Regions from separate parts of the Homo sapiens genome. Here region 1 is linked to region 2. A link is a contact called in ENCODE Hi-C or POLR2A ChIA-PET data. All regions are on one chromosome and are shown on one strand. Each heading gives the region's core, a stretch centred on a gene start or an enhancer-like site at or near the end of the contact. The rest is flanking DNA. Distances are from core to core; before and after follow the strand shown. Region 1 holds the start of LIF (LIF interleukin 6 family cytokine). Region 2 has its middle 26 kb from the start of LIF-AS1.

Evidence for each region. A loop is a pair of places that touch in the nucleus more often than their neighbours do. ChIA-PET counts read pairs that join two places held with the same protein, here RNA polymerase II (POLR2A). Pooled maps may share reads with other maps.
Region 1: a loop to region 2 is called in a map of mammary epithelial cell, with 6 times the contacts of the local background. The contact joins the promoter of LIF here to the enhancer-like site in region 2. A Hi-C loop is called at or near these places in 28 of 168 maps with a recorded cell type or tissue (Caco-2, Calu3, HCT116 and 18 more), 3 of 37 single-sample maps with no recorded cell type and 14 of 50 pooled maps. POLR2A ChIA-PET finds 5 or more read pairs at or near these places in 20 of 52 experiments (A549, AG04449, AG04450 and 17 more).

What each region holds. Positions count from the first base shown.
Region 1 is chr22:30,245,231-30,248,179 of GRCh38, reverse strand. LIF (LIF interleukin 6 family cytokine) reads left to right here and starts at 1,421. Exons shown (of 3, transcript NM_002309.5): 1 at 1,421-1,503. The coding sequence starts at 1,485. LIF-AS2 (LIF antisense RNA 2) reads right to left here and starts at 1,970. Exons shown (of 1, transcript NR_148946.1): 1 at 1,187-1,970.
Region 2 is chr22:30,211,427-30,214,358 of GRCh38, reverse strand. No RefSeq gene overlaps it. Among named protein-coding and RNA genes, the nearest start is that of LIF-AS1, 26 kb to the left of the region's middle. RefSeq lists an enhancer at 1,545-1,839. Within about 2 kb of position 1,663, at least 18 of the 41 ENCODE cell types and tissues checked have a DNase peak (open chromatin) inside an H3K27ac peak, as active enhancers do; they include HCT116, IMR-90, PC-3 and 3 more, where a contact is called at or near this core.

The sequences.
Region 1 (2,949 bases), core at 172-2,671, 34 kb before region 2:
GGAGGAACCCGTGGCTGGGCAGGTCTGGGATGTGGCAAGAGGCAGGAACTGGGGGCATGGAGGATGGGCGAGGGGGCGGTGGGGGCCCGGGCGAGGCTGCAAGAGCTCCCTGGCCTTGGAAAACCAACTCACACACCTTGATCTCAGGTCAGGGTCAGGCGGAAGGGCTGGGAAGGGGCCACAGGGGACTAAATCATCTCCTGGTACTGGGGGTCCCCTGGCAGCTTTAGGGACGGCATGGCCCCAGACGCGTGGCCATGCTGTCTGGCCGGCATTCCCGCATCTCATAGGGTGTATTTATTTTCACTTTTCTGTTGCATTTCTTGGAGGTGTCCCTGTGCTCATTTTGCCCGGCTCCCCACTGCTCCTTTCTGCCCTTCCTCATTCACAAATCGCCTGGCCTCAGAAGACGCCAGAACATGTGACACTGCCTTAGAGCCTCTAGAAGCACTTTTTGGGGACCTCCATCATTCTCTGAGGCTGGGCTCAAAGGGGCTTCCAAGGCAGGTCTGGAAGGGACCAGCCACTTCTCAGTTTCCCCAACCATCAATCAGCACCCGGAGGAGGAAACTGGGGTACGATTTCGCCAAGCCTCTCTCAGTCCTGCTTCAGAATGGAAATGCTGGACCGCCTTCCCAGAAGCACCTTCCCAGAGTGTCCCGACAGAACTGAGTCAGTCACCCCTACCCCCATGTCTTCCTAGCCCCTTCCCCAGCCTCACAGGTACAGTGGTCAGCAGGGCGAGTGCACTGGTGGTGTCTGGAGGCCTGACCCTCTGGGGCCCTGGGCAACGTGTTCCCCTCGGAGCCCCTTGGGGCCCAGTGGCAATGTGCAGATTGGAGGAGGCTACCTCTGGGGTGGCTTCCAGCGCCCATGTTCAGTTCCACTTTATGACCGTCTAAAGTCCACGCCGGCCCCGGCCCCTCCTCCTGGAGCCTCCTTCTCAGCCAAGCCCTAGCCCTCCTCCTCCCACTGCCCCCCTAAAGCCCCCCAACCAGGGGGCACAGGGGCCAGTCTCCATCTGCTAGTCCAGACTCGCTACCTCCCCAAACCCAGGTGAGTCAGGGCCGTCTGGGGCGCCCACTGCTGGGACCCCTGCTGACTCGGCCAGGGGCCCCCTCCTGGCGATGCCCATCTTCAGACAACTCCCGGGACAAGCCAGGCAGGAAAACCACAGGGCGTTTTGTCGAAGGCTTCATTATAATTTTATCAATCAAATTCTTAGAAGAGGGAAAAAGTCTGTTCTCCCCACCCTCCCCCCTCACTCGTCCCCCCCCTTCACTCTCACTTTCTTCCATTCATAATTTCCTATGATGCACCTCAAACAACTTCCTGGACTGGGGATCCCGGCTAAATATAGCTGTTTCTGTCTTACAACACAGGCTCCAGTATATAAATCAGGCAAATTCCCCATTTGAGCATGAACCTCTGAAAACTGCCGGCATCTGAGGTTTCCTCCAAGGCCCTCTGAAGTGCAGCCCATAATGAAGGTCTTGGCGGCAGGTAAATACACCCGCCCCGCGCCGGCTTCGCGTCCCCGCTGCGGGGCGCGGCGGCAACTTGGGGCGCTTGGCAGCGCGAGCCGGACGCCCACCCGCCGCAGACACACGAACACTTGGGGCGCCCGCGCAGCCACCGGAGGCGCTGGGTGGCGGCCCGGAGCGAGCGCGGGCACATGGTCCCAAGCACCGCACGCCCCGCGGCAGGTTGGCGGCGAGGGAGGGGGCGCCGAGCCTTCCTCCTCCTCCTCTTCTTCCCCCTCTCCTTCTCCTCCTCCTCCTCCTCGCTCCGGACACTCGCTGGCTGCTCTTCCCTCTGCGCTTTCTCCCAGATTCACTCTCCCTCTCTCTTTTTCTTTTCTTTCTTTCTTTCCGCTTTCTCCTTTCCAACCGCGGTCCCGGGCTGCTCCCAGGGAGGGGCGCGGGCGGCGAGCAGCTTGCAAACTCCGGCCTGGGACGGGAGCAGGTGCCGCCTCCATCTGCTGGTGTCTGGAAGCGTGTGGTCTGCGCTAGGTGAGATATAGGGGTGTGGCCCCCCTCCCGCAGCCACCCCGGGGCCTCAGCACTGCCTTGGGATGCTGGGACGAACAGGGGACCCAGGAGAAGTGAACTTGAGGAGGCCCCTGTCCCCGCTGTTCCAGCATGGGGGATCCGGGGGAGGTCTCCAGCCTCACTCGCCCGCTGACCCCGGCCCCCACCATCTTCAGGTGCCCTTCTGCAGAGCCCTGGAAAAGCGTCTAAGGGGGCCTGGGGGGAGTCGGGAGAACAGGCCCCCCTGGGGGAGGGGCAAACCAGGACATGTCGGGACAGCTCCCAGCTCTCCTGTCACCTTTCACTTTCCTTCCTCCCCGCCCACCCGACTGCCTATGACCTTTTGCCTTTTCTCTCTCCTGGTGCACCATTTCCTCTCCCTCCCTGAGCCGGTGTGTGTGTGTTAGGAGGGAGGGGAACCCCTGGGACAAGGGACAGCGGATGAGTCGGGAGAAGGCATGGAGTCAGGGGCTGTCCGGAGCTGGGGGAACAGAGAGTTTTGAATGATGATTTGGGGATGGAGAGTGGGGACAGCCAGGCAGAAATGGGGTGAGCTTGAGTGAGATAGGGGACACTAGGGAAGGAAGAGATAGAGGATGATGGGGGCGGGGGCAGAATTGGGGGCAATTGGCCCAGGGAGCCAGAATCAAGTGGCAGGTTTGGGAGGGAGATGAGGGTCAACCGAGGACTCCTCCCCACTCCCCCATGCCCCGTGGCCCCCATGGGTGCCTGGCTTCGGAGATTTGGGCTGCAATGGGCCAGTGAGTGGGAAGCGCTGCTGAGGAACCTGGGCCACCACGGGAGGTGGGAAGAGAGGGGTCTCCTTTCTCCTGGTGCCTGCTGGGCCTGGGGCCTGGTGCCTTCCAGCCAGAGGGCCAGGGGGCCTTAGGACCTTTGCCTTCCTGAGGGAAAGGGTGGG
Region 2 (2,932 bases), core at 414-2,913:
CATCCCAAGTAGCTGGTACTACAGGTGCATGCTACCAAACCTGGCTAAATTCTTTCAATTTTTTTGCAGATATGAGGTTTTGCTACGTTGCCTAGGCTAGTCTTGAACTCCTCGACTCAAGCAATCCTCCTGCCTCAGCCTCCTAAAGTGCTGGGATTACAGGCATGCACCACTGCACCTGGCCAGAAATGGCAGAAATGGGAAATTTTTTTTTTTTTTTTTTTTTTTTTTTTTTTAGACAGAGTCTTGCTCTGTTGCCCAGGCTGGAGTGCAGTGGCGCAATCTTGGCTCACTGCAAGCTCTGCCTCACAGGTTCATGCCATTCTCCTGCCTCAGCCTCCCAAGTAGCTGGGACTACAGGCGCCCACCACCACGCCTGGCTAAATTTTTTTTTTTGTACTTTTAGTAGAGATGGGGTTTCATCGTGTTAGCCAGGATGGTCTTGATCTCTTGACCTCGTGATCTGCCCACCTCGGCCTCCCAAAGTGCTGGGATTACAGGCGTGAGCCACCGCACCCGGCCCAGAAATGGGAACTTTTAACTTGGACTTCCTGTTTACTCTTTAAGGATAATAGTGAAAGTGAAGACATTCGCCGCAGCCTTAGTTCTGTCTGAGAGGGTTTGGACACTGGGCAGGACAGTGCTGGCCCACCTACCCTGGAACCCCCATCCCCACTCCTCTCCTCCTCTCTCACCAGTTCCGACTACACCGGCCATCTTTCCATCCTAGTCGGATCCAAGCCTTTGCCCAGACTATGGAATTCCAGGCGCTTGGAACGCTCTCCACCCTCAGTTCCCTGATTCCTGCCATCCGCAAACTGCCACTGAGATGGCAGCTCTGAGGGGCAGCCTTCCCCACCCTGGGTTTAGGCAGACAGAGGCTTATCCCTCCTCCCCGGTGGCACTCATCTTTGCTCTAATGAAGCAATGAATTGCACAGTGATATCTGCCTTTCCTACCTGGCCAAAGCCTCCCTGGGGGCAGAAAGGGCACCATCCTGCTCTTGCTGTGTCCTAGGGCCAGACGCTTGGCAGGGCGCCCAGGTGGGTTTCAGCGAATGCTCACTAAGTGAGAGTGAATGAATGAATGCAGGAGAGAATACATGGATGTTCCATTCAGCCTCTCCCTCACCAAACGCAGCCCACACGCGCTGTGAGTCTGTCTGGGTGCGGTGGAGGATGCCACTTGGGATTACAATATTTGTAACTTGTGGTTTATGGGCTCTGGAACCAGATGGGGTCTGAATCTCTGCTCTGTTGCTCGTAGCTGTGTGATGTTGAGGAAGTTGCTCAACCTCTCTGTCTAGCTGCAGAACAATCTATTAGAGATAATAATAGCACCTCCCTTGCTGGTGCTATGGAAGTGGGGATTACATGAGGTAAAGGTTACAAGGAGAAGGATTGTAATTATTATTATTGTTGCTGGTAATGACTCAAAGGCTTCCTCCTCCCAATTAATATCTTTGTTTTTTAAGCACAGGAGCCAAGGTCCTCATGACAGGGTTGGAAAGGCCTGGGAGGGGAGCCAGGAGCCTGAGACCAGCTCAGCAGGTCCTGGCCGTGTGACCCAGAGGAAGTCACCCCATCTCGCCTGCTAACCAGATGACTAACAGCAGCAGCAATCATATTGCCTAATTTGCTACCTCACAGGAGTGTGGGAGAAGATCAAACAGAGAAATGAATGAGAAGCATTCTTTCCACAAATATTTGTTGAACACCTACTGTGCTCGAGGCTTGTGGAGGACCAAGCGGGGAACAAGCTGGCATAATCCTTCTCCCTAGGAATGTACAGTCAACAGGGAAGCCAGAAATGAAGGGATTGCTACAAAGTGTGCAAGTGCCTCCCTCTGCTGAGGATTGGGGCACATGATGGCAGAGGCATCTCTGCAAATCCTGACAATCTCACAGGTCATCCCTGCTTTGCCTCCTTTGAGTCTTCATTTATGAAATGGACTGGGTTTTTGTTGTTGTTGTTGTTTTAGATGGTGTCTCGCTCTGTTGCCCAGGCTGGAGTGCAGTGGCGTGATCTCGGCTCACTGCAACCTCCGCCTCCCGGGTTCAAGCAATTCTCCTGCTTCAGCCTCCCGAGTAGTTGGGATTACAGGTGTATGCCACCACACCTGGCTAATTTTTGTATTTTTAGTAGAGACGGGGTTTCACCATGTTTGCCAGGCTGGTCTCGAACTCCTGACCTCAGGTGATCCGCCCACCTTGGCCTCTCAAAGTGCTGGGATTATAAGGCGTGAGCCACTGAGCCCAGCCTGGACTGTTTTTTGTTTTTGAGACAGGGTCTCACTCTGTTGCCTGGGCTGGAGTGCAGTGCTGTGATCATGGCTCACGGTAGCCTCGAACTCCTGGGCTCAGGTGATCCTCCCACCTCAGCCTCCTGAGTAGCTGGCACTACAGGAGCACACCACCACCACCATGCCCCGCTAATTTTTAATTTTTTACAGACAGGGTCTCACTATGTTGCCCAGCCTGGTCTTGAACTCCTGGGCTCAAGCAATCCTGCCTCAGCCTCTCAAAGTGCTGGGATTACAGGGGTGAGCCACTGCACCTGGCCTTGAAATGGACTTTGAAGTGAGCATCAAGATATACCTTCCTCACGACGCTGGTGTAAGGATTGAGCTCATGCATGTGAAAGGGCTTAGCACCGAGCCAGACACCTCTAAGACATCGCTGGATGGCGGTGATTGTTCATGCGCGACCTTGCCACTGGGCACCTGGGGATGCAGGCATGACATTGTCCTTCAAAGAGACAGGGATGAGGAGCATGTGTCTGGCACCTGGAGATCACATTCCCTTCCTCCCTCAGGGCCTATATTTGCCCACACATACACGATTGCGTGGGGACGTTAAAAGGTTCGAAAGCAGATATTCCAAACTGGTAACAGGGTGAGAAATGAGGGTAATTATGAGCCCAGTCATCTACT